Linked DNA regions of Homo sapiens: region 2 is linked to region 1. A link is an interaction called in ENCODE POLR2A ChIA-PET data of the cell type or tissue named here. Cell type or tissue: MCF 10A. All regions are shown on one strand. Each heading gives the region's core, and the rest is flanking DNA. Links, peaks and the distances in the headings are about the cores only. Region 1 has its middle 270 kb from the start of NR5A2. Region 2 overlaps LINC00862 (long intergenic non-protein coding RNA 862).

The links. Peaks named below come from ENCODE experiments on the same cell type or tissue, not always from the same donor. Only the 100,000 strongest peaks of a DNase experiment are listed, where the experiment ranks them.
Region 2: POLR2A ChIA-PET joins it to region 1 with 6 read pairs; 2 of 35 experiments call an interaction of 5 or more read pairs at or near these places.

The regions. Positions count from the first base shown.
Region 1 is chr1:199,750,043-199,765,431 of GRCh38, reverse strand. It overlaps the pseudogene RIDAP1. Among named protein-coding and RNA genes, the nearest start is that of NR5A2, 270 kb to the left of the region's middle. RefSeq lists an enhancer at 4,991-6,190. In MCF 10A, for the core only: no CTCF peak of the experiment used is centred there; DNase peaks (open chromatin) are centred at 5,791, 6,081 and 6,341.
Region 2 is chr1:200,331,264-200,346,652 of GRCh38, reverse strand. LINC00862 (long intergenic non-protein coding RNA 862) reads left to right here. Exons shown (of 5, transcript NR_040064.1): 5 at 3,243-4,109. Among named protein-coding and RNA genes, the nearest start is that of LINC00862, 35 kb to the left of the region's middle. In MCF 10A, for the core only: no CTCF peak of the experiment used is centred there; a DNase peak (open chromatin) is centred at 10,032.

The DNA of each region.
Region 1 (15,389 bases), core at 3,694-8,693:
TTTGTTCTTGGCCAATTGCCCTCTGAGGAGTCTTAAGTTTTGATTCCATCCATGATCAGAAGGCAGGAGCCTCAGCCTTTACTACTAATATTATTCTCTTTGAAGGTCTTTAAAGTATAATGGAAAAAACAAGAGCACTGGAGCTGGATAGATGTAAATTTAAATTATATATACATCACTTAATAGCTGTGTGACTTTTGGAGAATTATGCTCTAAACATCAGTTTTCTATTCTGTTAAATGGTATTTATTCTACCCACTTCATAAGGTTACTATGAATACATACTAGGTGTTTAGTAAATGCTAGTTCTTTTCTGCTTCCTCTGAAATTGTACATCTGGTTATGCCAACAGGTATACTTTCTCCAGCCTTATGGGCTAGTAGGTGCTTAGGTCTTCTCAGCTACTTTGATCATATATTGATTCTTATTCTTCTGCAAGTTTTAAAATTTCTCTGTGATTCCACTGAGTCAGTTAATATGGTGGACATAACAATTTACCCATTAAGTGAAGTGTATTTACCTTTCCAAAAGAAAAGTCACCTAAGTTTTAGGATCCCATTTGGAAGGTGGACCCCAGAAAACCTAGGCAGACCCTTTGTTCACTCAGTGAACATTTCTACATTTTTTTGCATTGCATAAATTCTACTACCCTCATAAGCATGGTCCTCCAACTAGGTGCTGAGACTGGTGGTAAAAAACAAAGCAAAACAATTTAACTGTTTCACACCCTGCAAGAAACTCAGGCTTCAAGGAGCTGGAAGAGCAGAACTTCACAGTGTTCCTTGGTTAAGAGTGAGGATAGCTTATGCCAAAAAAAAAAAAAAAGGTTTGATACCTAGTGATGTGAGCTGGGTCTCTGATTTCAAAGACCCTCTGTAGTAGTGCAGTCTACTGGAACTTTCTGTGAGGATAGACATATTCTATATTTGCGCTGTCCAATGCAGAAGGCACTAGTCAGCTATTGTGTGACTAGTGTGGCTGTTGAGCACTTGAAATATGGCTAGGCTAACTGAGGAACTGAATTTTCAGTTTTATAATTTTAATTAATTTACATTTAAATATCCACATGTGGCTAGTGGGTATCATATTAAACACTGAAGCTTATAGCAATTCTATTTTTATTATAGGAATAACTTGTGAGGGATCAGTATAACTACATATTGATGGTCCATCCCATCAATCAACTTTCTACTACAGATTTGAAAATGCTACATGTGAAAAAGGTATTTGGATGGTATATAAAACAAGAAAAAATATTTCAGATATTACATGTGAGGAAGTCCTATTAATACACAGAGTGCCTTGAATTAGAGAAAGAATTCAGGTCATGTTGCTTTGTCCCATGAAATTATGGGTGTTCACATTTTTAAGAGTAGTTAATGCCTTCTAAAGAGTATTTTGCACTGTCACTGATTTTTGCACCTCCATCTTGTCCTACCTTTTTTTAAACCTCAAATAAGTACTTTCAGGCTAAATTAAGTTATTGTAAACCACTTAGGAAAAATGGAGATTTGTGATATGTTAAAAAAAAATGTTTAGAATGTGTCACCCAAGGGGAAAAGGTCCTCCTTATCATTGCATTCTTTTTAAAAATCATTTTTTTCAAATATTAGGTTGATGCAAAAGTAATTGTGGTTTTTGCCACTGAAAGTAACGGCAAAAAAATATGTTATTGAAGTAAAATAATTTCAATAACATATTTGAATAGAACTGAATAATATTTGCAATCACTTTCATGCATTATCGCATTTATTTTATTAGCCCTATGAGTAAGTAGAGTGAGTGTTACTGTTTCTGCTTTACAGATGTGACTGTTGTGCCTTCAGAGAAGTTAAGTGACTTGCTCTTGGTTACTGGGGATTTGAACCCAAACATTTTTGTTCATTGTCTTTTCTTTCTCGCCATATGCAAGTTATATTAGTTAATGAGGCCACTTGATTTTTAAAATCGATAACCAGTTCTTTCAGTATCTATAAAACATCATGACTTCAATCTTGTGTGGCCTCATCCTTATAATTTTTGTGCTTCAAATAGGAGAAAGCTTCGATTTATGTCAGTTGTTTAAAATTAATGGTACACTCATATTTTATTTAATAAATATTAATGGTTGGATTTGGCAGAGGGCAGTGGGCTATTTTAGACCTTTACTGTAAAGAGGATCATTAGCACATCCCAAAATCTGATTTCTAGAGTGCTTATCTATCAATATTAGACACTTCAGTTGGTTCTAATTATGCCTCCTAGTTCACCCTGCAGAACCCCTTTCAGGCAGTGCCGCTTCAGCTAAGTGTGTTCCAGAGTGCACTTATTTAGCAATTTCGTCCTTCAGCACAGGTTTGTTCCATCTATGAGATGTAACTTGATTGTTGTTGTTTTTTCTGTCAGCACATGATACAATAGAAATCCTAAATCAATAGCACAGGTTTGTTCCATCTATGAGATGTAACTTGATTGTTGTTGTTTTTTCTGTCAGCACATGATACAATAGAAATCCTAAATCAATAACACTTTTTATTCCGACACAATTGATGCACAACAGCCTTCTTCACATCGAGGTTTAATGTGTAGTAAATTAATTATCTGGAAAGAATACAGGGTCAATGGACCTTGGTATGGCCGGGATGTGATGTTAGAGTGTTCCATTTCCTCCTCCACTTCACAGCATGCTTACTGTTTTTTTGTGCACGTCGGTTGTGTCATCTTCTGCAATAAACTTCCTAAGAGCAGTTAATGCCCTCTAGGGATTGATTGATAGAAAAAAAATTGCTTTATCATAAATTTGTTAAACATTTTCTGCCTCCAGGCAAAAAGTGGGGACACTTTTACTTGTAATACATTCAGTGGCACTATTTTTAAAAGGGAAATTTAATTGAAATTTGGAATTGCTAAAGTGAATAATGCATTTTCTCTTAATTCAGAGTATCTAAAAAAAATTGTGCAAATACATGTAGGTTTTATTATCTACTACTTCCTTTTGGAAATGAGAACAATGATTTATTTTCTAGAATTCAGTTCAAAAAAGATAACTCTATCTGTCCCATAATCTAAATGTAGATACGATGCCAGTCCCATTTCCAGTGATATAAAATCAGGTAGGGTAAAGTGGATTTTCCATCAGAAGCAGAGCAATTAAAAAGCAGAAATTCACTAAGTTTTAAAGTACTCAATTTTCTATTTTCTTTAAAATAAGAATAGGAGAGGCAAACTCCATTATAGTTTTGAGGGTAGCTCTGCTATTAGTAGCTATAGAAACAAGGTAACTAGGTAGTGACTAAGAGAGAAAGAGGGACAGAGGGAGGGAGAGAGAAATAGAATATGAATAGAGAAAAGAGAACCCACAAACCTAACTATAACAGTTAAATGCTCATATGATTTAGGGACTGGTGAGTAGGCCAACATCTTTGTCAGTCTGTCAGTACCAACACTTTGTTAATGCCTTCTCTGGGATTTAGGCATGGAATATAGCACCCAAACAAAATGAATACAATCATCTTCAAAGTAGAGGTAGTGAAGAAAAGAGATACAAATACACAAGCACCAAATTGTAGCAAGCATACTGGGGTCAGCTTCATTTTTTTTTTTTTTTTCAGGGGCCCTTTCCCTGCCGTCACATTTAGGGATGGAGAGTGGAACCAAATCTCCTTTACTTCCCTTGGCAACGAGGTCAATACCACTTGCAAATCCAACCTTCTCTCATTGCAACTATGTCAAAGGTGGGGAGCTCAGTGGGACACTGAAGTCATACAAGACAGAGCACATTTTCCAAACTACAACTTGCCACGTGCCTGGTGGAAATGCCTCTGATCCTAGTTTAAGTTCCCCAGGAATATTTTCAGCTTAGGCTTTATCCCCACATCTGTTCTGGATCATCAGAGTGTATTATATTGTTGCTTGATCTTTAGAAACAAATACCCTAACAACCAAGCTGGATGCTCTATGTGGGGCAGGATTTTGAGTCAACAGAGTGTGTTTTCTTGCTAGTCAACAGCCTTAGATGACTGAGCAGGTATAAAATATAGCCTCTGTGCTTCTATTTCTGAGAGATAAATGATGAGATGCCCCAACAGGTGATTGGTAAAACCTAAGCTTTCACAAAAGGAAGCCATACATTTTCAATACATCATCATCTTGGGCTACTTAACAGAATAACAAAGAGGTCAGTGTGTACTAAATAACAACCAACGTACAGAAGCAACCAAATAATTTCAGCTTGAAATTATATATAGTAAGAGGCAGTATCATATAATAATGGTCAATAGCTGGGGTTGACACACTAGGGCCAGGAGCCAAATCCAGGTAGCCAACTACCTGTTTTTGTAAGTAAAGTTTTATTGACATAGCCACACTCATTCATTGCCATATTGTCTGTCTACTTTCTCACTGCCATGGCAGAATTGAATGGCTGTGATCTGCAGGCTGTATGATCTGCAAAGCTAAAAATATTTATGATCTAGCCCTTTAATGAAAAAGTGACAGTATCTGTATTTGAATTCTGGCTTCAGCATTTACAGGCTATGGTATCTGGGCCAGATATTCATTATGCCTTGGTTTCCTAATCTATTAAATAGGTACGCTAATAGCATTTCTTTTAGATTACAGTGAAGATTACATGAGATAATGTATACGATCTTAGCAGTCTACCTGGCATGAAGTATCAGTCGTCTTCTGCTGATCCCATTCTCTGTGACTTCCCAGAAAGGGTTCTAGATCCCTAATAAAATTATGTTTGCTTTCTATTATGCAGAAGACAGCTTTATTTTTTTTTCTAAGAATATTGTTTGTAGAGGCTGGGCATGGTGGCTCACGCCTGTAATCCCAGCACTTTGGGAGGCTGAGGCGGGTGGATCACCTGAGGTCAGGAGTTTGATACCAGCCTGGCCAACATGGTGAAACCCCGTCTCTACTAAAACTACAAAAATTAGCCGGGCATAGTGGCACGTGCCTGTAATCACAGCTACTAACGGGGCTGAGGCAGGAGGATCGCTTGTACCTTGGAGGCGGAGGTTGTGGTGAGCCGAGATCATGCCACTGCACTCCAGCCTGGGCAACAGAGCGAGACTCCGTCTCAAAAAAAAAAAAGAATATTGTTTGTAGGTACTGATAAGAGAAAAACTTCAGCTGAATTAAATGTCGAGGAGTTTAATTGAGCAATGAACAATTTGCACATTGGGCAGCCCCCCCAGAATCACAGCAGATTCACAGAGACTCCAGCGAGCCACTAGGTGGAAGAAGATTTATAGACAAAAAGGGGAAATGATATACGGAAATTGGAAGTGAGGTACAGAACAGCTGGATTGGTTACAGCTCAGGTTTTGCCTTATTTGAACACAGTTTGAACACCCAGCAGTGTATAAGTGGTTGAAGTATGGCCGCTGGGATTGGCCAACACTCAGCTATTGTTACAGGTGCATACTACTATGTTAAATTTTCAATTTTGTCTGCCTATTAAGCTAGGTTATGGTTCATCCACAAGGACTCAAATGTAGAAGTATAGAGTCATTCTCAGGCCATATTTAGTTTGCTTTAACAGTACCAAGACTCTAATTTCTTAAACATATGCATGTAACCAGCCTACTCTTATTAGCCCAAAGAGGCTACAAGAACATCAGTCTCTTGAAGTTTTCACTTATTATTTTAAATCTTAGCATTCCTCAGATTTGGGCATCAAATTTGCTTAACAAAGAAATTTACTCATTTATTCTCAAAGTGCCTTGGTAAGAGTGGCAGGAGCAGGTCTCAATCATTCTACCTGGCAGAGGTACAGGATGAGTCAGGCAAAAGAAATGTGGCAAATGGACTACTCACACTGAGAAAGCCAAGCCCATGTCTTTGAACTCTTAACTTTGTGTTCTTTCAAACAGAATAAGAGTCAGTATCCTGCCACAATGGAGACCAAGGAATCACGGGGAATAATGTTCAATGCCCCCAGCCAGTTGTACTAGAAAATATTGCCTGGTTGATAAAGTACATCTCCCACGGTTTGACTCCCCTTCCTCTTCCTGGTGCCCCCTCTCATTGCTGCCCTGGGCTGTACACAGTCCCTTAAGCATTACATCCATCAGATCTGGCTGCCTTTAAAGTGACTCATGTTCCAAATGATCTTTCCTCCCATCACTCCACCAGTCCTATAGCAAAACTCCTCTCAGTTTCCGACTCATCCATATCAAGCCAGAAATTGAGCTGATCAAAGTAACTCCTCCTCGAGGAATATTTGTATTTTACAAGGAGAATGTTTAATGCAAATGAAACTCAAATCAGCGAGGTGTTTCTTAGCAAAGAGACCTTCTTTGTGCCTCTTGCTTTCTCTAGTTAAACTCCTTGTTTCCCCCAAGGCCAGTACTCAGCAATTTATCACTCCTCTCTTCTGAAAGATTGCCAAATCTTGCACTAGACCAGATTGCATTATACTGTACTATCTCATTTAAGAATATATCTGAAGCCATCATGTGTATGGTCCACTCTCCCCATGAATTGATCAAATGTGGTCATACATTCGCTTTAAAGAGTCCTCCCTTAAACCCCCAAAAGGCACAGAAGTGTGCCTAATACATCTTAAACACATCAGTGTGGCAACTAAAGAATATCACTTAAAGAGCACAAAGCAATCAAGTCTGTACTGGATTTCCTTTCTATTCCCCTGTAGGTTTGGAAATTCCCTATTTGATGAAGAAGTCAGAGTATGGTTTCTACTGGGAATCTAGAATTTCTGCCCTTAGGGATCCTTTCAAACATATTGCAATCTAGCCTATCCTAAAAATTTAAACCTCTATCAGGACACTTTTAAGTAATTTCAACTTGTTTTGAGATATAGGGACTCCATATACTACTTTTCATAAATTATCCTGGATGATGCTAGATACATTATTGATCTAATCTGTTTTTAATAACATCAATGAATACTTAATGATATTTGAATCCTGAGTTTACAGAGCTCTTTTCTTTCCTAGAGTCTTATTTTCTCAAAAGGTCATTGTGTTTTACATAAAACACCACTGTAAGCTAGAAGTCGGCATCCATTATTGTCAGCATTTTAAAGGAGAGGCTTGGTCCTGAGTAACTGACTTATCTAAGGTCCATCATTTTTCAGATATAGACTTGGGATGACAACCCGGGCTCCTTCCAGCTCCAACCAGTTCTTCACTGTAGGACATGCTACTTCAATGTTGTGTGATCTGGGAGTGCTTCTGCGGCACTGTGCTGTCAATTCATGCATGAATCACTTTTAAAGAAATCATTTAGTTTGATAACTAAGCCTTTTGGATTTGGTCACAGATGAACCAATTTTACACCGAATGCATCCTCATAGTGAGAGGAAAGGGTCATGGCTCCAAAGGAAGGCCTCCTTATCCTCAATTACCAGCTCTGAGCAAGTTTCTGACAAACTTGCTTCCATGTGGAGGGCCTTTTTTCTTCCCCAGCTACATACAACACAGGACAATAGCACCAATGCGAGAGAAGAACACAAAATGCCTGAATTGAGACTCTCTTTGGCATTACGATTAGGCATGAATTACTTGGGCAAGAAGGTGAACATCTTTGATTTTTTAAAGACTGGATTAGAAAGGCAGTTTTCTTCAAAAGAGCAACCAATGCTTGGGAAGGACCCTAGCAGGAATGGTGAGAAGAAGGCAACAGTCTAAGATGGTAGGAGCTCTTCTCTGCCTGTTACCTATACCACCTACTCAGAACTTTTATTTCAAAATGCATTGGTTTTACCTTTGAGAAAAGAGCACAGTTCCTTCAACATTGCTCTCTATCTTACACCCCACCTTGTGCCATCTTGAAATGATGCTGAGAAGCATGGTCCATTTGGTCACCATGTGGCTGCTTGTTGATTTGTGTGAGTCTGGCATCCCTACCTGGAGTGAGCAGAGCTGAAAAGCTGAAATAGATATTTCCCAGTTTGAACCCACTGAAACCTAACTTTTCCTGAGTATGCTTGGCTTAAGTTGGCAACTATATAAATTGCAAAATGCAAATAAAAATGTGTTAAAATGGCTTGGAGAGGAAAAAAGAGCTTTTATGGATGGTTCAAATAAGTTTTTTTCTATATATTTAGTTTTTCATTATGTGTTAATGTTGTCCTTACATTTGAGATGCTTTCTTGATGACAAAATTTATTGTGACATATTATGTCACAAGCAAGATGCTTCAAATAAAGAAAAGATGCAATAAAAGAATAAAAGAAGGATTTACTTTGAGACAGAAACCAATGGGCAGACTTGTTGCATGGTGTGGTTATCAGGAATGACATGAGATGAGAAGGTGGGTTCTGAGAAAATGTAAAAGGAAGAAGAAAATTACTGAAGTTTTGTGAAGAATAGCAACTGGTTTTAAGGAGAAGTGTGTTTGTGAAACATAAATGATAGTTTGGCTACTGTTCTTATGATTTTGAATGCAGTTGTTTATTTTCCTTACTCTTAACTCTGAACGTGATGGTAATTCAGGCCAATGCATCAGTAGCAAACAAAGCAGGAGGAAGAAGGCAGAAACTCAGAGTGCATACATGGGATGCCCAATGCTTAATAATTGAAAGATTGTGAACTGAACAAAAACCCTTGGGGAGCTTTGGAAATATACATTAGAAGTAACTTTTTTAAAAAGAGAAAGAGAAGAATGCTATAATGTTTGAGAAATGTTTTCTCAAAATTTAAAAACTAAATCTTCCCCTTATTCTGCTGTTCTCTCTCTTTCTCTTTTTATTATTCCTATTTTGCAGGTGAGAAAACTGAAATTCTGCAGGCAAAGTAGCTTAATTAAGATCACAGAGCTACCTGGTGGTGGAGCAGGAATTCAGGAAGGAGTCTGTTTCTGAAACCTTTGATTTTTAAAAACTGAAATAGAAAGGCAGTTTTCTTCAAAAGAGCAATCAATGCTTGGGAAGGACCCCAGCAGGAATGGTGAGAAGGCAATAGTCTAAGATGGTGGGAGCTCTTCTCTACCCATTACCTACAGCATCTATGAAGAACTTTTATTTCAAAATGTATTGGTTTTACCTTTAGGAAAGGAGCACGAAGTACTCTTTTTATAGTACCCTGTTGAGGGCAGGGAGGTAGGATTTGAGGGGAGAGGAGAGGCACATAACACATACAAGATATGTTATGGGGCAAGATGGAGGGGAAATTAGCCAATTCCAGAGACCATGAGGCTGTGGGCTTCCCGAGGGCAGAGGCTTAAAATGTCTTGGAACTTTTCCAACTTCCCCTAACTCCTGCAAATAAAGCAAGTTATTTACAAATGCAGTAGAAATTCATATAGTAGAACATATTAACTATTTAGGAGAAAATTAATTTCAAGAGAATCTGTTATAATAGCAATTATTTGTCTAATATAAAAATTAGAGTTTCCCATTATTCTGCTGTTTTCTAAGGAGTCTTAACATTAGGCTAAAGACAGATTTGAAAAATACAAACAAACGCACTGCTTATCTAGTACTTTTCTCACTGAAATATGCAATATGTTTTTTTCTCTATTTATCCTGCGTGCTCCCCCTTTTTTCTGTTTTATATGATTACTTAAGTGGAATTAAGACATTATACAGATACTTCATACTCCCTTTCCTCTCTCTTCCCCTCCTTTAACTACTTAGTATTGCAAGATGCAGTATTATTAAATATATCAATGTAATTCCTTTAGGAACTTTATATCATTAATTTACATCACAGAAAATATAGAGTGTAGTATACTCACCCCTTAAAATAACTCATCTATACTTTATGTTACGTGAAGAGAAAAAAAATAAATAATTTCCTTTTTTTTATCTATGCATTCCCAGATGAAGACAGCCTAGTAAAATATATATATATGAACTGGGAAATTCATTAACCTGACCATAAGTCTGCATTAAATGGTACACGTAACTGCAGGCTGTTTTTAAACAAAGGCTCTGCTTTCCTAAGTTCTGTTCTAACAGTAATAGCAAATGATATCACCACTATAGTTGGGTCTCCATATCTTCAATTTTATGAAATGTCTCAATGAGGTGGTTTAATTGTTAATAAATCTAAAGTATTCTACCAGGATGCTTCATTAATTAAGACAGGGAAATTTCATTTTACAATGTTTCTTACACTGCATCTCATGAAACATATGCTGTCCAAATTGTTTTAGAAGTGAACCATAAATAAAATACATAGGTAACTTGAGCTTATATTTAGGGAAACACTAGCGACATTTGCAGTGATGGAAGCTTGTTTGTTTTGCACTCAGTACAAAAAAGAGACAATCAGACAACCTGTCTGTGCTAGCTCTGGAGGGGAAATTGTTAAAGGACTAAAGTTCTAAGAAAGATTCCTGGCCTATAAATTTTAGTTCAAAATAGGAAAAAAGAGAAAATAGTTGAAATATTAAAATAAATTCACCTATATCTACCTATTAAATTTTTTAAGTTGAATTTTTTGCTTTTCTTTGGCTTGCAGACTAAGCCCAGAGAGAAGAAAACATTCTTTTGCAGTAGTTTTAAATGGCAGGCTGTGGCAGGTGCTGCAGACCTGTTTGTAACCCAATCCCAGGAGCTGCTTGCTGATGGGCAACATTGTTGGAGGCAGCTGGAGGAGCCTGGTGAGAAATGGTCCGTGCAGCTCAGTAAGAAAATGGCCCATTTTGGCTGTTTTCATGTTTAAAAGTGCCTATCAATTTTAAAAGCATTTAGAGAGACTGAATTTAAACTGGCACCTCTGAGAAATGAGAAATTAAACTTTTTGACTTATTACTGTACTACTCTAGGTTCCTCCTTTAAGCTCTCACTCCTTCATTTTCTTTGTCTTTCCTCCTTTTCACATCTCTTTTTGCTCCACTTCCTTTCCTGTACAGGTTCATGCTTACCTGTTGTGATACAGTTAGTAAAGCTGTCTACATGCTCTGATGTGTATGAAGTAACTGCGAACACTGATTCATTTACCAACACTGCTTAGAGTGAAGCATATCTCTGCTACTTATCAAACTCTTGACAAGTGGTTTCCATATTTCATATTCCATGTTGTGTATCTCCTATATTCCAAGTTCTCCATAGAGAACAGGATGAGAACTGGAAAAGTCTGATCAAGGTGACCAGTGGAAAGGGGGAGAATGTTGTTAATCACTAAAGGGGAGCCAGGGAGTTCTGTGGCGATACTGGGGCTTCTTGAATCCTTGTTGTGGTGGCTCAGGGGTTACTGCAAGGGTGCAAGTGACAATAGTACACAGCAGTATTTCCTAGACCTGTGAGCAGATCTAGGTATCACTTAGATAGTGATATCTAAGAGATTACTTCTTGGGTGTTTTTAAGTTTTTAAATAATGAGTTATGTGGCAAGAATTACACATTCTTACATATATTTTTATACAGGTGATCAAACATAATCATTAGGATATAGAGTTTAGAAGTAACATAAAATACAAGCAGTTAAAACAGTCTAATAAGTTGTTTGCACAGAGGCCTACAGATACAGTTGATCACTGCTTAGTTTTAAGTGAATAAATAGGAATGCTTTATTCTCTTCTAGTCATTTAACAAACATTTATTGAGTATCCACTGTGAACAGAAAATGTTTTACATACTGCAGATAAAGCAGTGAAAAAGATAGGCAAGGACTCTGTTTTAGCTGAGCTTATATTCCAAATGTGTGTGTTGAGGTAGGGAGAAGGTTGCCAAGAACTGTGAAGAGCCTGAGATTTTGCCATACTTGCAAGCTAACAAATTGGCCAGCTACAGTTTCATGACCTCTGGATTAGCGACAAAGTATAGTTTATTATTAACAGCCATGCAGTAGCCAAGTAGCCATTATTTTCCTTGTGCTGGTTCCATGAACCCCAATACTCACAGGGCAATGTGAAGCAGGCCAGTAAACACCTACATCTGCAGTGAGTTATGTTACAGGACCGTGATTTTAAGCTTAAGGAACCCTAATGTTTTATAATGGGCAGTAACTATGCATGTCCTTTACTTTTAGGGAGACACTCATTCTCTCTTCCTGTTTATAAGTAAACCTGCCCTTTGCCCTGGAGGGGGACACTGTGTCTAATTTCAAATTTTATTCACTGTTTTTTTTTAATCTGCATGTCTATTTTATTTCCATTAGAAAAATATTATCTGTCTACAATTTTGGTCCACTTTCTTCTTGACCTCTACCATTCCAATTTAAATACTTTAATTTTACCCAAATAAAAGCAGAGTCACACATCTGACATGAGAACAAAATGTTTCATGTCATTAAATTAGTTTGAATTAGGTGTGCTCGTTTATTTCTTAGAAAAAATAACTCATCTTTCCTACTTATTATTTTCCTTTTATTTATTTGAGTCGCTCTTTGGTAATGAGTATCTCTTTCCTACATTCAGTAATATGGGTGTAAATAATAATAATTTATTACATCAGTAACTGGATTAATCATCTAATCTTCAACTCGTGCTTAGCTCTCCATATTCTATGGTATTTCCATAATAACTTCAGATATTTTAGTCAAACTCACATTTTCATCAGTTCTAAAAATTAAGATGTTATATCAATTGTAAAAGTCAAGATGTGAAAAATTTCAGACTAAATAACACCGGGCCACTTATAGTCATGCCGTTGTGAGAGGTGCTTGGTCAGTTACTTCCTCAATTTCAGCTTGGCCTCCTTTGGGCAAAGCAGCAACCAGGTAAGCAGCACTTGCAGGAAAACTACTCTTGAAGTACTGTTTGTAGATTTCATTGACAGTAGGGAAGTCATTTATGTCAGCCAACAAAACAGTTGTTTTTACTGCATTAGTGAAGTCACAGCCTGCAGCTTTCAGAATTTTACTCATGTTCTTGCTTAGCTTCTTTTGCTAAACAAGCCCTCTTGGCACAAGCTGTCCACTTAAAGGGTTCATGCTTATCTGTCCTGAAATGTAAGTTTGTCCTGACTAACACAGCTTGACTGTAGGGCCCAATGGCCGCTGGGGCTTTCGTGGTGCTGATCGCCTTTCTGATTAAGGATGACCTGGCTAACCCTTCTCTCTTGTGGCCCCTCCAGGAGAACTCCCTGTACAATTCCTGCTTGCTTCTTGCCTGACTGACCTATTCACTGTTCTGAAAAGATTGTAGTGGCTCTGCTTGCAAGATGTGCAGAAACATGAGAGACCCTCCAACAGTGGACAGAGAGGAGATAGTCATATTTATACTGAAATATTTATGTGAACTACAAAGTATATTGAACTCAGGCAAATCTCAGTTTTGACTAGTGATTTACATCAGTGATACTGGTTCCCAGTATCAGTTTCTGCAGTCTTGTGAAAGAGCATGAACTCCGTATTACCTGGTGGACTGACCCAGTGCCATGTGAGCAATGTGGATCATGAGCAATGTGTGGATCAGGATTCACTTTTCCACTCTATGTCTCACTGTCTGTGTCACTTGGACTGATTGCATAGATTCTCTAAATCTGTTTCTTATAAACTGGGAGTAATAAAACCTGTCTGATGGAGTTATTGGAAGATTAAATAAATAACATTTATAAAATACTTAGCATAAAGTCTAGATACAATAAGCATTCAATAAAGGGTAGATAGTTTTGTTTACTATCATAGGTGTCATAGACTCTGCTTTTAAATTTAATCCTTATAACAACACTGTAATATGATCTTCATTTTATAAATTAGGAAATGGAGACTCAGAGATTTGTCTGAGGTTACCGGCTAATAGGAAGTAGAGCCACAATTCTAACACAGTTCAGTCAGTGTCAAAGTTCACATCATGTACTACCCAGTAGACTTTAGGGGTGAATCTCTCTACTTCCCAGTCGAATTTCCTCATTTAGAATCCACCTCTGCGAGTGCGATGGCTCATGCTTGTAATCCCAGCACTCTGGGAGGCCAAGGAGGGCAGATTGCTTGAACTCAGGAGTTTGAGACCAGCTTGGGCAACATGGAGTAACCCCATCTCTACAAAAAATACAAAAATTAGCCAGGCTTGGTGGTGTGCGTCTGTAGTCCCAGCTACTTGGGAGGCTGAAGTGGGAGGATCTCCTGAGCCCAGGGAGATGGAGGCTGAAGTGAGCCGATAGTGCCACTGCACTCCAGCCTGGGTGACGAGAGTGAGACCCCCATCCCAAAACAACAACAACAAACAGACAAAACCCCCAAATCTGCCTTTGCCATTTATTATCTGTTTGATTTTGAATAAAATCCTTTATATAAAAAATGGGGATAATAACAGCACCTACCAGGTAAGGTGGTTATCAGGATGAAATGAAATAATATCTGCATAATGCCTGACAAATAGTAATAAAAACACATTTATTGATATTATTATTAGTTTTTATTACTATTATTGTGACAGTAACACGGAGGCAAGCAACATTACTTATTCCAGATGACCATTCACCTTCCCAGAAACCTGGGCTGCAGTGTTTATAGCCTTCTGTGATGTAAATTTCCTATAAGCTATATATTACAATAGTTTTGAGGATCAATAAAGACATTGATTATAAAGTATGGTGAATGCTTCATACATAACCTTAGATTTGATTACAGGAAAGAGGAAAACATAATGTTACATTAGTATAAAGATAAATTTGCTTTTCTATTTTCTTTTCCATTCCCCTAATAATTTTGGTAAAATATACAGCAGTGCATATTGACCCCAAAAATGAATAAAACATCACTTAATTTACTTTAGCTCATACATTGGTTGTATGGGTTAACTCACCTTACATACATTTTATACAGTACTTAACATATATTTTAGAGAAAACATTAGCAATATGACTTTTCATTAATGCTTAGTAAATATTTGCCAATGCACTATATAATTTTAATTTTGATAAAAATAGCATTGTGGACAAGTCAATGGGACCAAAAATACCATCTTCATGATTCTTTAGCTTCTAAAGACAAATTGCTACATTTAAAGGTTATGCCAAATTTGAAAAGCAACATAGGATAGTGGGAAAGACCACGGATTCTACAGCCAGCATTCCTGGGTTTGAATCCCAGCTTTGGTACTTAACTACTTGTGTGAACATGGGCAAGCCCCTTAAGCTATTGGAGGCTCATCTCCTTATCCAGAAAATGGGGACGATAAAAGTATATACCTAATAGAGTTGTTGGCAGGGTCTGGGAGTGCATGAAGTAATATACATGAAATGCTTGAACAACCTCCTGGTCCACAGTAATATCATACAAGTGTTAGCTATTGCTATTGCTATCCTTTTAACCACTTCATGAATAATCTCCTATACCATGATTCTCCGAGCATCAGGATATGCAGGGACTGGGGACCAGTGCTGTGAATTATGGCTGCAGAAGACCCTAGAATACTGCCTTCAATAGCAGGACTTACAAGAAATCACTACTCTGATGGGAATATTTTGATTGAGCTTGTCAGAAGACCTGGTATTGTTGAATGCTTTTTGAAAATATGCTAACGAAATAGCTTCAGATTATATTT
Region 2 (15,389 bases), core at 5,564-10,563, 580 kb before region 1:
CACTCCCCTCCCTTCCTCTCCCTTCCCCTCCCGTTTCCTTTTTGATGGAGTCTCCCTATGTCACCCAGGCTGGAGTGCAGTGACGCGATCTTGGCTCACTGCAACCTCTGCCTCCCGGATTCAAGCAATTCTCTTGCTTCCGCCTCCCAAGTAGCTGGGATTACAGGTGTCCACCACCACACCCAGCTAATTTTTGTACTTTTAGTAGAGATGGGGTTTCACCATGTTGGCCAGGCTGGTCTTGAACTCCCAACCTCAAGTGATCCACCCACCTCAGCCTCCCAAAGTGCTGAGATTACAGGTGTGAGCCACCACACCTGGCCTGACTGGCTTCTTTCACATAGCATAATGTTTTCAAGGTTCATCCGTGTTATAGCATGTGTCAGTTCTTCATTCTCTTTCATGGATGAATAGTATTCCATTGCATGAATTAAATGTAGTACAATTTGTTTATCTATTTCTCATTTGGGTTGTTTCCAGTATTTGCCCAATATGAATAAGAATGATGCTGCTGGCCGGGCGAGATGGCTCACGCCTGTAATCCCAGCACTTTTGGGAGGCTGACGGGGGTGGATCACCTGAGGTCAAGAGTTTGAAACTAGCCTTGACCAACATGGTGAAACCCCGTCTCTACTAAAAATACAAAAATTAGCTGGGCGTTGTGGCATCCGCCTGTAATCCCAGCTACTAGGGAGACTGAGGCAGGAGAATCGCTTGAACCCGGGAGGCAAAGGTTGCAGTGAGCCGAGATCGTGCCGTTGCACTACAGCCTGGGCAACAAGAGCAAAACTCCATCTCAAAAAAAAAAAAAAAAAAAAAAAAGATGCTGCTATGAACAGTCATGTACAAATTTTTATATGGACATATGTTTTCATTTCTTTGGGTAAACCCTTAGGAGAGGAATTCCTAGGCGACATGAGAATTTTGTTTCCTCTTTTGAGAAACTGCCAAACTTTTCCAAAGCAAATGCACCATTTTACATTCCATCAGCAGTGTGAGAGCTCCAGTTTCTTCACATTCTCCCTAACACTTGTTATTTGTGATTTTGATTATAGCCAAAGATAGATTTTATTATCCCCATTTTTAAGATAAGGATATCATGGTTTAGAGCAGTTGTCAGGCCATAGACAGGTACTTTGCACTCTCAGACACTGGACCTCATCTGCCATAGCACTTTGAAATGACCTTATAATAATTGAAAGAGGAAGGCCGGGCATAGTGGTTCACGCCCGTAATCCCAGCACTTTGGGAGGCCGAGGCAGGTGGATCACCTGAGGTCAGGAGTTTGAGACCAGCCTGGCCAACATGGTGAAACCTCGTTTCTACTAAAAATACCAAAGTTAGCTGGGCGTGGTGGCGGGTGCCTGTAATCCCAGCTACTTGGGAGGCTGAGGCAGGAGAATCGCTTGAACCTGGGAAGTGGAGGTTGCAGTGAGTGGAGATTGCACCACTATGCTCCAGCCTAGGCAATAAGAGCAAAACTCCATCTCTAAAAAAAAAAAAAAAAAAAAAAGGAAATAATAATAATTGAAAGAGGAAAACATGGAACTATATATGGAATTGTTTTCAAATACTTTAGTATTTTTTCCAGAATTAATGGGCAATTTAATATTTCATATAATTGACTTCTGTAAATGACTGGTATTCCTTTTTTTTTTGAGATGGAGTCTCACTCTGTGGCCGAGGTTGGAGTGCAGTGGTGCAACCTTGGCTCACTGCAATCTCTGCCTCCCAGGTTAAAGCAATTCTCCTGCCTCAGCCTCCTGAGTAGCTGGGATTACAGGTGCCTGCCACCATGCCTGGCTAATTTTTGTATTTTTAGTAGAGACTGGGTTTCACCATGTTGGTCAGGCTGCTCTCAAACTCCTAATGTCTAGTGATCCACCCACCTTGGTCTCCCAAAGTTCTGGGATTACAGGTGTGAGCCACCACGCCTGGCCAACTGGTATTCCTTTTATAAAATACGTATCTGACTTATTTTTGTTGCCTCATTACATCAAGATTTACATCCAAGTTAAATTTGTATAGATTATAGGTAATCAAGTGTGGTAAGCACCTACTGAAATGTTTAAAAATTTTAGAATTTCCTTACTGTCAAAATGATAATTCTTTTTTTTTTTTGAGAAGGGGTCTTGCTCTTTCGCCCAGGCTGGAGTGCAGTGGTGCGATCTTGGCTCACTGCAACCTCCGACTCCTGGGTTCAAGTGATTCTCCTGCCTCAGCCTCCTGAGTAGCTGGGATTACAGGTGTGTGCCACTATGCCCAGCTAATTTTTTGTATTTTTAGTAGAGACAGGGTTTCACCATATTGGCCAGGCTGGTCCTGAACTCCTGACCTCAGGTGATACACCCACCTTGGCCTCCCAAAGTGTTGGGATTACAGGTGTGAGCCACCGCGCCCCACCAAAATGATAATTCTTAACCAGAGGAAATAGACAAATGAACAGAAACTCACATGGAAAGGTTTGTTCCAGGGGTTCACATTCATGATTGTTCATCAGACTTCAGAGCTTTAAAAAATAGAATACAGGTGCACAGGCTCTACCCCAGATTAAGTGAGTCAGGATCTTTGTGGTTGGCTCTGGGGTGTCTGCATTTGTAAAAAGCTCCCCAGCTGATTCTGAGGCTCAGCTGAGGTTGAGAATCAATGGTTTGTGTGACTGAGATGGTTGGCAGTATGAAGATGTTTTTGAGAAATTTACTGGCAGACCTAGCTGGGCATCCAGCTTGATTGGTCTGTTGCATGGGGTGGAAAAGATAGTTGGGGTGGGGGTATGGGGTGGCTTTGGCAGGTGGGAGATGGCAGTGCAGGTAATGCAGAAAAGGAATTTAAGTAAAGTAGTGTGTGTTTTTGAAGCCAATGAGAAGCTTCCTTATAAAGAAATAATATTCATATGCTGTAACTCTATTCCCACCTCAACTTGTTTTGAAAACTTTAAATCTAGAGAGAAGTTGAAATAAAGGTACAATGAACACCTGTATTGTTTTTATCTAGGTTCACCAGTTAACATTTTGCTGTATTAACACTGGCTCTTCCTCCCAACCCCCTTTCTAAACCATTTGAAAGTAAGATGCAGTCACTGTGGCCTTTGCATTTAAGTAACTGTGAAGAATAGGAATATTTTCCTACATAACCATAATATAATTATTACATAATGAAATTTAACCTTGGTATTATACCGTTACCGAACATACAGTCTATATTTGCTCTTCATAGCTCTTTTTTTTTTTTTTTGATTCCAGGATCCAGTTGAAAATCAGGCATTGCATCCAGTTATCATGGCTTTAATCTTAATGCCTTCCCTGCACTGTTTTGGGAATATCTTAATACTGCTATTTTTGAAGAGTCCAGCTCAGTTATTCTGCAGAATGTCTGTTGATTTGGCTTTGCTGTTTCCTCATAAGTAGATCCAGATTATACGTTTTTGTTGATGTTGGGTTCTTCTCAGTGAATCACATCCGATGATGTCAGCACGAGGCCTGATCATTTGGTTTAGGTAGCTTTCACTAGACTTTTTCATTGTAAAGGTACCTATCCCTTTTCTAATTAATAAGTAATATGTTGGGTGATAGTTTGTGTGTGAATATCCTTTTCTCCAGTGACCTTTCATCCAATGGTTTCAGCATTTTAAATGATCCTGGGCTGAGTCAGTTTTCAGTGGTGGCTGCAGACTTGTGGTTTTCCAATTCTTTCATCACTTTTACATTTATTAATTGGCAGTCTATGACTTCTTATAGCCACATAAAGATAATTCAGGAATTATCTGAACCTATGAATGTTACCTTATTTGGAAAAAGAGTCTTTGCAGATACAATTCAATTAAGAATCTTGAGATGAGGAGATTATCCTGGATTATCCAATGGGCCCTAAATCCAATGACAAATGTCCTTGGCAGAGGGAGATTTGAGACAGGAGAAGAGAAGACACGAAGGAGGGAAGGAAGTGATGTGACCACAGAGGCAGCGATTGGAGTGATGTAGTCACAAGCCAAGGAGCACCAACAGCCACCAGGAGCTGGAAGAGCCCAAGAGTATATACTAATACCTGGATTTGGGACTTGGGACTTCTGGTCTCTAGAAGTAGGAAAGAATAAACATCTGTTTTTTGTTTGTTTGTTTGTTTTTTCTTTTTTTTGAGTCAGGGTCTTGCTCTGTCACCCAGGTTGAAGTGCAGGGGTGTGATCACGGCTCACTGCAGCCTTGACCTCCTGGTCCCAAGCAATCCAACTCATCTCAGTCTCTCGAGTAGCTGGGAGACCAGCCACCAAACCCAGCTAATTTTTGTATTTTTTATAGAGATGAGGTTTCACACCATGTTGCACAGGCTGGTCTCGAACTCCTGAGCTCAAGCGATCTGCCTGCCTTGGCCTCCCGAACTGCAGGGATTACAGGCATGTTATTTTAAGCCACTCAGTTTTTACTACAGCCACAGGGAAGCAATACAAAGGTCAAGGGAATTTTCTGTTTTTAAAATATGGAGGCCAGGCTCGGTGGCTCACGCCTGTAATCCTAGCACTTTGGGAGGTTGAGGTGGGCGGATCACTTGAGGTCAGGAGTTCAAGACGAGCCCAACCAACATGGTGAAACCCCCGTCTCTACTAAAAATACAAAAATAAACTGGACTTCATGGTGGGAGTCTGTAATCCCAGCTACTTGTTCAAGAGAATCACTTGAACCCGGGAGACAGAGGTTGCAATGAGCCAAGATCGTGCCACTGAACTCCAGCCTTGGTGACAGAGCAAGACTCCATATCTCTTTCTCTCTCTCTCTCTCTCTCTCTATATATATATATATATACACACACACACACAAACAGAAGATTTCCAGCACACCAGAAAGGCATTCTTTCTCTGTTTTGTATATATACATATACACACACACACGCACACACACACACACACAGATACACACACACATATATACATACACACACACACACACATATATAGATAGATACACACACTTACACACACACAAACAGAAGATTTCCAGCACACCAGAAAAGCATTCTTTCTCTGTTGTTTTTTTTTCCATTTATGTATCTCAGACAGGTCCAATAACTGGATCTGGAAAGACTGGAAATCTTCCTTTTGTCCCTCTGTTTCCCCTCTCCACACTTCTCCACCCTGCCCTCTCCTGGGGGAGTCTGGCCCTTATGAACCACATCAAAGGATCCTCTGGCTTCCGGTTGGGTTTGGCCAGTGGGGAACCCCAGCAGGTAGAGGGGAGGTGGAGAGCTTGGCTGTGTCCTCAAGTAGAAGGCCACTGGTTCTCTCAGCATGTCCTCTCTACATGCATGTCAGGGTCCCCATGACCACTCCTTTCTTGCATCCTTAAGGCCTTGGAGTAGACAGCACTGCTTGCTAGCCCCAGGAACCTGCACTTTTCCTTGGGGTTTTCTGTACCGTATCTGTATTTACAAATAGCATCTTTACTAAATCCTCTTGGAATTATGCAGAGTTGAATATGCCATCTACTTCTCTGTGGGGACTCTGACTGGTGATGCACTTTGAAAGGACAGAAAACCTTGAGTCTCTGGACATTTCTACAGTGTTTCACATTCAGCATTGCTGGTATTGTAGATAAATACCTGTCGGGTAGTTGTATCATTTTCATGCTCAATTATTTTTCAGCAAAAGCTCTTTGGACTACTATTAATATTCAATGTCTTTGTGTTTTCTCTTAGATCTCCCTAAGTCTCATATCTTATGCTATTTGCTAAATGATTATATTCTTTTTTAAAAAAATTTTTAATTTTTTAATTTTTTTTCTAATTTTTCATCACTCTCAGGATGTGATTACATTCTTTATCTATTAATATTTTCTTTTTTCTTCCACTTCTTGCCCACAAGTATCATCTTGATCATGGGTAAATAATTGCATTAATTTAAAAATTTCAGCTTATAGTCATATGATGTTTTTTTCCTCCTAAGAATTTCAGGAAACAACATATTGTCCTAAGGTATTTGTATACGTGTCACGGTCACTTGTTTGGTAATTAAATACTGTGTCCTTTGAATGCCTGTGGAAAGCTGTCTTCCCTGATATTTCTCTCTCAAGATAGCCATGAGCCCACAATTCTGATTATCAGTGCAGAGCGGGGCCCCAACTTTTTATTCTTTATTTTTATTTTAGAGATGGAGTTTTGTTCTGTCGCCCAGGCTGGAGTGCAGTGGTGCAGTCATGGCTTACTGCAGCCTTGAACTCCTGGGTTCAAGCAATCCTCCTGTCGCAGCCTCCTGAGTAGCTGGGGCTAAAGGTATGTGCAACCATACCCAGCTAATTTTTTTTTTTTTTTGAGACAGAGTCTCGCTCTGTAGCCCAGGCTGGAGCATAGTGGAATGATCTCAGCTCACTGCAGCCTCTGCCTCCCAGGTTCAAGCAATTCTCCTGCCTCAGCCTCCTGAGTAGCTGGGATTACAGGTGCACACCAGCATGCCCGGCTAAGTTTTATATTTTTAGTAGTGACAGGGTTTCACCATGTTGGCCAGGCTGGTCTTGAACTCCTGACCTCAGGTAATCCGCCTGCTTCAGCCTCCTAAAGTGCTGGGATTACAGGCGTGAGACACCGCACCAGCCTTTTTTATTTTTATTATTATTATTTTTTGAGACAGAGTCTCACTCTGTCTCCCAGGCTGGAGTGCAGTGGTGCGATCTCAGCTCACTGCGACCTCCACCTCCAGGGTTCAAGCGATTCTCGTGTCTCAGCCTCCAGAGTAGCTGGGATTACAGGCGCACGCCACCACCACTGGCTAATTTTTTTGTTATTGTTGTATTTTTAGTAGAGACAGGGTTTCATCATGTTGGCCAGGCTGGTCTCAAACTCCTGAGCTCAGGCAATCTGCCCACTTTGGCCTCCCAAAGTGCTAGGATTACAGGCGTGAGCCACCACTCCCGGCCCATAGGTTCTTACATAATGTTCACAACCATCCCAATTATCTTCTTTTTCCATCTTTGGAACCGAAGCTTTGAGGAGTGAAGCATGGAGTGAGGATTTGGACCTGGGACTCCTGACCCCTTATCTAGCTAATCCCCTTTCCAACCACCCACAGAGCACAGCACTCGCAGACCGGCCCTAGGTTTGCGGCCTGGCTTCTTTAGTGACCATTTGCGAGGTTTCAGACATCACTTTCCCATCTCTAAGATGGGGATGATACCCCACAGGGTGTTCAGCGGGTTAAACATGGTCACGTGTGAGAAAGCACTGAGCCTCTTGCCTCTCTAAAATGACCTCCCCTGGTCAATTTCATTATCCTGTTTGTTTCCTCTATACCAAGTACCCAGTCTGCAATTACCTTGTTTGCTATGAGGTTCTCCTGTTTAAAACATGTGCTTCCTAAGGGAAGGGACTCGGCCTGTTTGTCTTCCCTGCTACATTCTCAGCAGCACTTAGCACGGTCATTGGCACACAGTAGATGCTCAATAAATATTTTGTTGTCTCCCTACCTCCTCATCTATTTATCATTTTCTTTTTTTTTTTTTTTTTGAGACGGAGTTTCGCTCTTGTTGCCCAGGCTGGAGTGCAATGGCGTGATCTCGGCTCACTGCAACATCTGCCTCCTGAGTTCAAGCGATTCTCCTGCCTCAGCCTCCCAAGTAGCTAGGATTACAGGCATGCGCCACCATGCCCGTCTAATTTTGTATTTTTAGTAGAGAGAGGGTTTCTCCATGTTGGTTAGGTTGGTCTGGAACTCCTGACCTCAGATGATCCACTTCCCTCGGCCTCCCAAAGTGCTGGGATTACAGGCGTGAGCCACCGCGTCCAGTCTTACTTATTTTCTAAAACAGGATCCCGCAAACTATAGCTCAAGGGTCACCTCTGCCTGTCACCTGTTTTTATATGACTTGTGAGCCAAAAGATTTTTACATTCTTAAACGGGTAGGGAAAAAAAAGAAGAATTTATGACATGAAAATTATGCAAACTTCAGATTTCTGTGTACGTATGTAAACTTTTAATGAAACACAACTGTGTCCATTCATTGACATATTGTCTATGTCTGCTTTCAAACTACAGTGCAGAGTTGGGTAATTGCAACAGAGATCATAGGAACCACAAAGCTTAAAATATTCACTATGTGGCTCTTTACAGAAAAAGTTTGCCCATCCTTGTCCTAAAAGATAAATAGAAATTGCTTGAAAACTAATAATCACTCTGCTATTCACCCTCAGTTATTCATGTACTTACCTGATTGTCTTTCATTCAGACACTTATTTATTCAACAAATATTTATTGAGCATCCACTTCTTCTACCAAATAGATCAAGGGACTCAGCTCTGTTTGCCCTCCCATAGTTGGGGAGGTGTGTCAGGGAATCGGGGGAATGTGGCCCCAGTGATGGTGACTGAATTTGTGTTAACCCACCAGCTCCGTACCTTTGTTAAGGTGACATATGGGGGCTGTTGAATAGAAAGAAGCCACATACATCCCATGGGGCTTGAACCCAAGCTTTTGGCATGATGAATATCGAAGCGCTAGGCAGGGTCTCATAAATGGAGGCCTGTTCTTTTAGATCAGGTTTTTCTTTTTCAGTCTGGGACTCACCTGTTACTTTTCTGGGCCTTGAAGCTCTGATCTCTGCTTTTGTCTCTCTGTCTTCTGCATCTCACAGTGTAAATATAGCTAAAACATCCGCAGACACCCTTCTTCCTCTTCCCCTATGGTTTCCATTTCCTCTGTCCTCTGTCCTAGCTGTTAAAACTACATTAGCTATGAAGGGGGTCAGAGGAATGAGAAATAATAGCTGTAAATATTTGTTAGGTGCCCAGCACAAGCATTGTCATTTTTAATCTTTTCTTTAAAAGGTGGGTACTTTTATTGTTCTCCTGTGTTACAGATGAAAAAACTGTGGCTCAGAGGGGCAAAGCAATTTGCCCAGTGTAACATCTGTGAAGCAGTGAAGCCTGGAATTTGAACCCAGGCAGTGTGACTCCAGAGATGGAGCTCTTAAGTATGGTGACGGATCAGGCATATCTGCATATTCTATGACAGGAAAGCAGTGTGGGTGGAAAATAGGGGTGCCTTCCTTTTTTTGTAATGGCAGTTTTGGCAACTCCCTCAGGTAGATACCAAAGAGGAAATTGGTAGTCACTGTCAGACCAGACACCCTGCATCTCAGAAAGAACATTTACTACCAAAGGGACTTGGAAGTGCTAACAGGCCGGAAAGAAACTGGATGAGGGACAAAAAAGACTGACACTTGTTCTTTCTGCTGGTGTGGGGTTATCATGACTTTGCAAGATCAAACATCTTGACAAAACATCAAAACATCTTGACATCTGACAAACCAGGTTGGTTCTCAGGATCGACTCAATGATTGTCCAAAATACCAGGTCATAAATTTAACAGAACTGACCCAACCAGCAATGCCCGAGGTGCCTGTGGAATGTTAATCATGTTACTAGAAAAAAGGAGGGGTCAAATAAGTATGGGGATGTAGAGTTAAACAAGGGTAAGCAGGATCTTAACTGTGTGAACTTCTGTGACCCTCCAAGAGGGACAAACTATGGATGGCAATTATCAGACCTCGGCCATGTGTCAATGGCTATCTCAGGGGACTGGTGTTCTGGGTGTTCCAGGGAACTCCTTTTGGGCAATGCTGCTTTAAGCCTTTCCCTTTCCCTTTTCCTTTTAGCTTAAGAAATCCCAAACACGTTTGTGATTTCAGAGCAGTCTGTGTCTTGTGTCAATTCATTGCTGCTTCTAGGCTAGGAAGGGAAAAGGGTTGCCATATTTCCAGTGATGAAAGAACTTTGTTAGGAAAGATGTTCAGATTAATAACACAAAATTAGATTGGAGTTTTTTGAGAGCCTTTCAATTATTCAGCAGTGATGTCTCAGTAAAAGTGGAAGTAAACTGGGACCATGTAAACCTTTCTCAAGTGTTAATGTTTCACATATTTTAGTTTGTTTAGTCTTTTACATATTGTTCAAACCATTAAGTTAGACCTCAGAATATAAAGCATGTTTATTTTCTAATGATAAACGAAACACATATTTATGTGACTAAGATGTGGGAATTGTAGCCCTGGGCTGTGGTTATGTAAACATGGGAATGTGTGGAATTTACTCATAGTTTACAGGAAGTAAGGTGTCATTGTTCGGATAGTTTCCTGTCATAAAAAGTTATCTAATTTGATTTTAAAATAGTAACCTTAGATGTTGTTTTTCTACTCAGAAATTCATAGGAAACCCAAAATTGTATGTTTTTTCTTTTTCTTTTCTCTGTTTTTGTGAAAGAATTTTCTGTATTTTCCACCAAAAAGAAATTAGATGTTTCTGTTCCTGGTAGTGCTCAATATAATGATGTATATATTTACCACATGCACATGTGTAGGTGACCTGACATTAAACATAGGGAAACTCTGTGTTGATTTCAGTGATGAGCTACATGTACACAAAACCATCCTCCTTACTTGGTCATTTCTACAACTTCCAGTCCTGAGAACTGGTCACTCCAGCAGGTTTAAAGTAATAATCTGTGGCTGTCAAATGATTTTAAATGAAGCATTTTTGGCTCGTACTTCGTTATAAGCTTGCATTTAAAAGCAAAGGCAGGCCGGAAGCGGTGGCTCATGCCTGTAATCCCAGCACTTGGGGAGGCCGAGGCAAGTGGATCACCTGAGGTCAGAAGTTCGAGACCAGCCGGATCAACATGGTGAAACCTCATCTCTCCTAAAAATACAAAAAAGTTAGCCGGGCATAGTGGTGGGTGCCTGTAGTCCCAGCTACTCAGGAGGCTGAGACAGGAGAATCACTTGAACCCAGGAGGTGGAGGTTGCAGTGAGCCAAGATCACACCACTGCACTCCAGCCTGGGCGACAGAGTGAGACCCTGCTTCAAAATAAAATAAAAATAAATAAAAATTAAATTTTTTTCTTTTCTTTCTTTTTTTTCTTTTCTTTTTCTTTCTTTTCTTTTTTTTTTTTTTTTTGCGACGGAGTCTCGCTCTGTCACCCAGGCTGGAGTAGAGTGGTGCAATCTCGGCTTGCTGCAACCTCCACCCCACAGATTCAAGCGATTCTCCTGCCTCAGCCTCCTGAGTAGTTGGAACTACAGGTGCGCGCCACCACGCCCAGATAATTTTATATTTTTAGTAGAGAGGGAGTTTCACCATGTTGGTCAGGCTGGTCTTGAACTCCTGACCTCATGATCTGCCTGTCTCGGCCTCCCAAAATGTTGGGATTACAGGTGTGAGCGCCGCGCCTGGCCAATTTTTTTTTTTTTTTTATTGTGGTACAACATAAAACATAAAATGTACCAATTTTACCATGTTAAAGTGTACAATTCAGTGGCATTTACTACATTCACAATGCTGTGCAATCATCACCACAATCTAATTACAGAGTAGTTTTATCACCCCAAACGGAAACCCCACACCTATTGAGCAGTCCTCCCTGTTTTTCTCCTCCCTCCAGCTTTGCTCTCTACATGGATTCGCCTATTCTGGAAGTTTCAAACAAATGGAATTGAACAATATGTGGCCTTTTGTGACTGGCTTCTTTCACTTAGTATACTGTTTTCACAGTTCATCCACATTGTAGCACATATCAGCATTTCATTCCTTTTTATGGCTGAATAATATTCCATTTTGTGGGGATATTACCTTTAGTTTATCCCATCATCAGTTGATGGACATTTGAGTTGTTTCCACCTTTTGGCAATTATGAATAGTGTTACCATGAATGTTTCATGTATACGTTTTTATTTGAAGACCTGTTTTTAATTCTTTTGAGTATAGATCTAGAAGTGGAAATGGTGAGTCACATGGCTATACTGCTTACCTTAGTGAGTCACCACTGACCTGTTTTTCTCTTATCTTTTTTTTTTTTTTTTGAGATGTGGTCTTACTCCATTGCCCAGGCTGGAGTGCAGTAGCACAATCACAGCTCACTGCATCCTCAACCTCTGGGCTCAAGCAATCATCTCACCTCAGCCTCCTGAGTAGCTGGGAGTATAGGCACACAACACCATGCCTAATTTTTATTTTTTATTTTTTTGTAGAGACAATGTCTCACTTTGTTGCCCAGGCTGATCTCGAACCTCTGGACTCAAGCGCTTCTCCCATCTCGACCTCCCAAAGTGTTGGGACTATAGGCATGAGCCACCATACCTGGCTTCTCTTATCCTTTAAAAGCCTTTCTAAAAATAAAAATGCACCACAAAATATCAATTATGAGACTTGGGTTAAAGAATGTTTATATTTCTGGACTGAATATTATAAGCCTAAGATGTTTCCTTGAGGTCAAAATTCATTCAGAATACTTGGCTAAATGAACAGGCAAAGCAGGCGGAAGCCACTTATATTCATTTGCTTCTTGCCATCCTTGGCTTTTTCCTAAAACATTTGGCCTTTCACAAAATTCAGTATCTCTAAAGATGATGGTTATAAATAGATGATACTGTCACTCTCCACTTTGGTTTTGTACTTTTTCTGGGTCAGACGGAAGCTCTCTAATCTCTTTTGTGATTTGGTTAAATGTAGAATAATCCAGTGGCAAATCCGAGTTAGCTGCTCATCTTCCTTTTTTATGTTTACTTTTGCTTAAATATCATGGTTTCCTAGGGCAGGGTAAAAGATAAATAGAATGATGACAGATAATGCTGATAATTTCCCAGCATGAAATTGGCTGGTGAGGATCCTAGTCCCAGCTAAAAATGAACAATAATGCGAAGTCTGACTGCCACAGACAGTGAGCTCCACAGAAGGGTATAAGAGCTAGTGAAAACCGAAGTGTTTTCCTACTCACACTCCCCACAGCACAGAGCTCCCCAGTCAACAAAATGTGTGGGTTTTTTTCCCCTGCAAACCAAGCAATTCTCCAGCGGACACCAATGGGCTGTCCTATGATTCAATTTAATTCTGGAGTTAGAGTCAGATCCTGCAGGTTAAGGGCTCAGTCCCACAGACTGCTCCTATTTCAGATGCCAATTGCAAGTCCATAGCATGTTGTCACCTGTACTTCTGGGTTCGTTTGTTTGTTTTTGTGTTTTTGAGACAGGGTCTTACTCTGTTGCCCAGGATGAGTGCAGCGTTGGCTCACTGCAGCCTCGATCTCCTGGGCTCAAGCGATCTTCCCACCTCAGCCTCCTGAGTAACTAGGACCACAGGTACGTGCCACCATGCCTGGCTAATGTTTTATTTTTTATATAGATGGGGGTCTTGCTACATTGCCCAGGCTGGTCACAAACTCCCGGAACTCAGCACCCACCTTGGCCTCCCAAAGTGCTGGGATTACAGGTATGAGCCATTGTGCCTGGCCCACCTATGCTTCCAATCTACCGGCTATAAATCAAGTTACCAGGACCCCTTTCTCAGGTTCCATTAATTAGCTAGGATGGCTCACAACTCAGGGAAACAGTTACTCACATTTACTGGTTTGTTGTATTAATAAAGGATGCAGATGAGCAGCCAGATGAGGAGATGCATAGGGCAAGGCAGGTGGGGAGGAGCACAGAGTTTCCTTCCATGTGCTACCAGGTGCACCACCCTCCAGACACCTCCACACATCCAGGACCCCAGAAGCTCTCCTAGCCCTGTCCTTTGAGTTTTTACAGAGGCTTCACTACAAAGACACAATTGATTACATCATTGGCCATTAGTGAATAACTCAGCCATCAGCCCTCTCTCTCCCCCTCCCTGGAGGTGAAGGTGGGGTGGAGATAGAAGTTCCAACCATCCAATCACATGGTTGGTTCCCTTGGCAACCAGCCCCCTTTGGGAGGCTACCAGAGCCCCCAACCATCAGTCATCTCATTAGCATACAAAAATACTTATCCCTTTGGAGATTCCAAGAGTTTTAGGAGCTGTGTGCCAGGAAACTGGGACAAGAACCAAATACATATTTCATACATAAATCACACATCACAAGGGTCTGTGGCCCATTCATGAATATGTAGCTCCTCATCCATCAACTACTCTTTGGTGGCCCAGCCTTCCTAACACTTTACAGGTTTTGGGAAATAGTTTAGGAATTTTTCTCCACAAGAGGTCTGCTCTCACCTAGGACTTAGATCCCAAATATTGAACAATCAATATGGTGCAGGCATCAACCAGTCTGCGCACAGGACATGGGCCATGGTATAATGCAGCAGGTTCTGAATTCCATCCCCCACCCCACCACCCCACCACCACAACTCCCCACCATCAGGCTCAATGCTGTCGTTGCTGGAACATGAAGTCTCCTGGTCCTGGGATTGAGGTTAAGGAGGCAATGACCATGGGAGGGCATGTTAGGGTATCGACTATTTACCAACCGATATAGAAGTATTTTATTTTCTATTTATTTATTTAATTTATTTTTAAGATGAAGTTTTGTGCTTGTTGCCCAGGCTAGGGTGCAATGGCACAATCTCGGCTCACTGCAACCTCCGCCTCCTGGGTTCAAGCGATTCTCATGCCTCAGCCTCCCAAGTAGCTGGGATTACAGTTGCCCACCACCATGCCTGGCTAACTTTTTGTATTTTCAGTAGAGATGAGGTATCACCATGTTGGCCAGGCTGGTCTTGAACTCTTGGCCTCAGGTGAACCGCCTGCCTTGGCCTCCCAAAGTGCTGGGATTACAGGCGTGAGCCACCGCGTCCGGCCCAGAAGTATTTTAATGTTTACACAGCCAGTATGACTGCACTGATGTGCTAGGAGGATTATATTACTAGAAACTATCTTTCCCCATCATCCTTAACCATAAATCTTCAGGATCAGGATTCTGCTATCTTACCCTACTGTCTTTCCACAAGTAGTTACCCCTTTTCCTATTTGAGAAGGCATCATTGTGCCTCCGTAAGAGATGACCCTTCTACCTATAGCAGTCTAGGAAGGTTACTGTCATGACCTGTGGTTCCTTGTTCTTTCAGGAATTTCTTCCTCTATCCATTTGACTTGATACTGCCATCAACTTTTTTCTAAACCTCAGTTACACTTGGTCATTGTCCTGCTTAATAGCCATCAATGTGTGTCCGATGCCTAAAAATAAACAATCTCCCCACTTCTGGCAAGGGAAAAAAAAATCACACACATAACTTTAGAATGACATTCTAGGCCTCAGTTTCATTCCCAACGTCTTTTTCAATAACAACTTCTCTTCGTATCCTTCTCCCCATGCATGGGAATGCATATTCTCCCCCAAATACACCCTGTCAATCACCATCTGTGTCCCTCAATTCCCTCCAAGTATTCTCTTGCTAAAATCCTATCGTACTTGCTGGTTATTCCGTCAGTGTCACACCCTCTCCTTTTTTTGGAAGCTGTGGAGGAAGCATGTGAGCTAAGCTGAGCAGCCAGCCTTTTTCCGGGGTTGATGTGGGCACCTAGAGAGAGACCGTGACCGTCAGCTCTGAGGCTGTGTGAGTCTGGAGCTGCCACAACCATTTATTCTACAGCATGGCAAAAACCT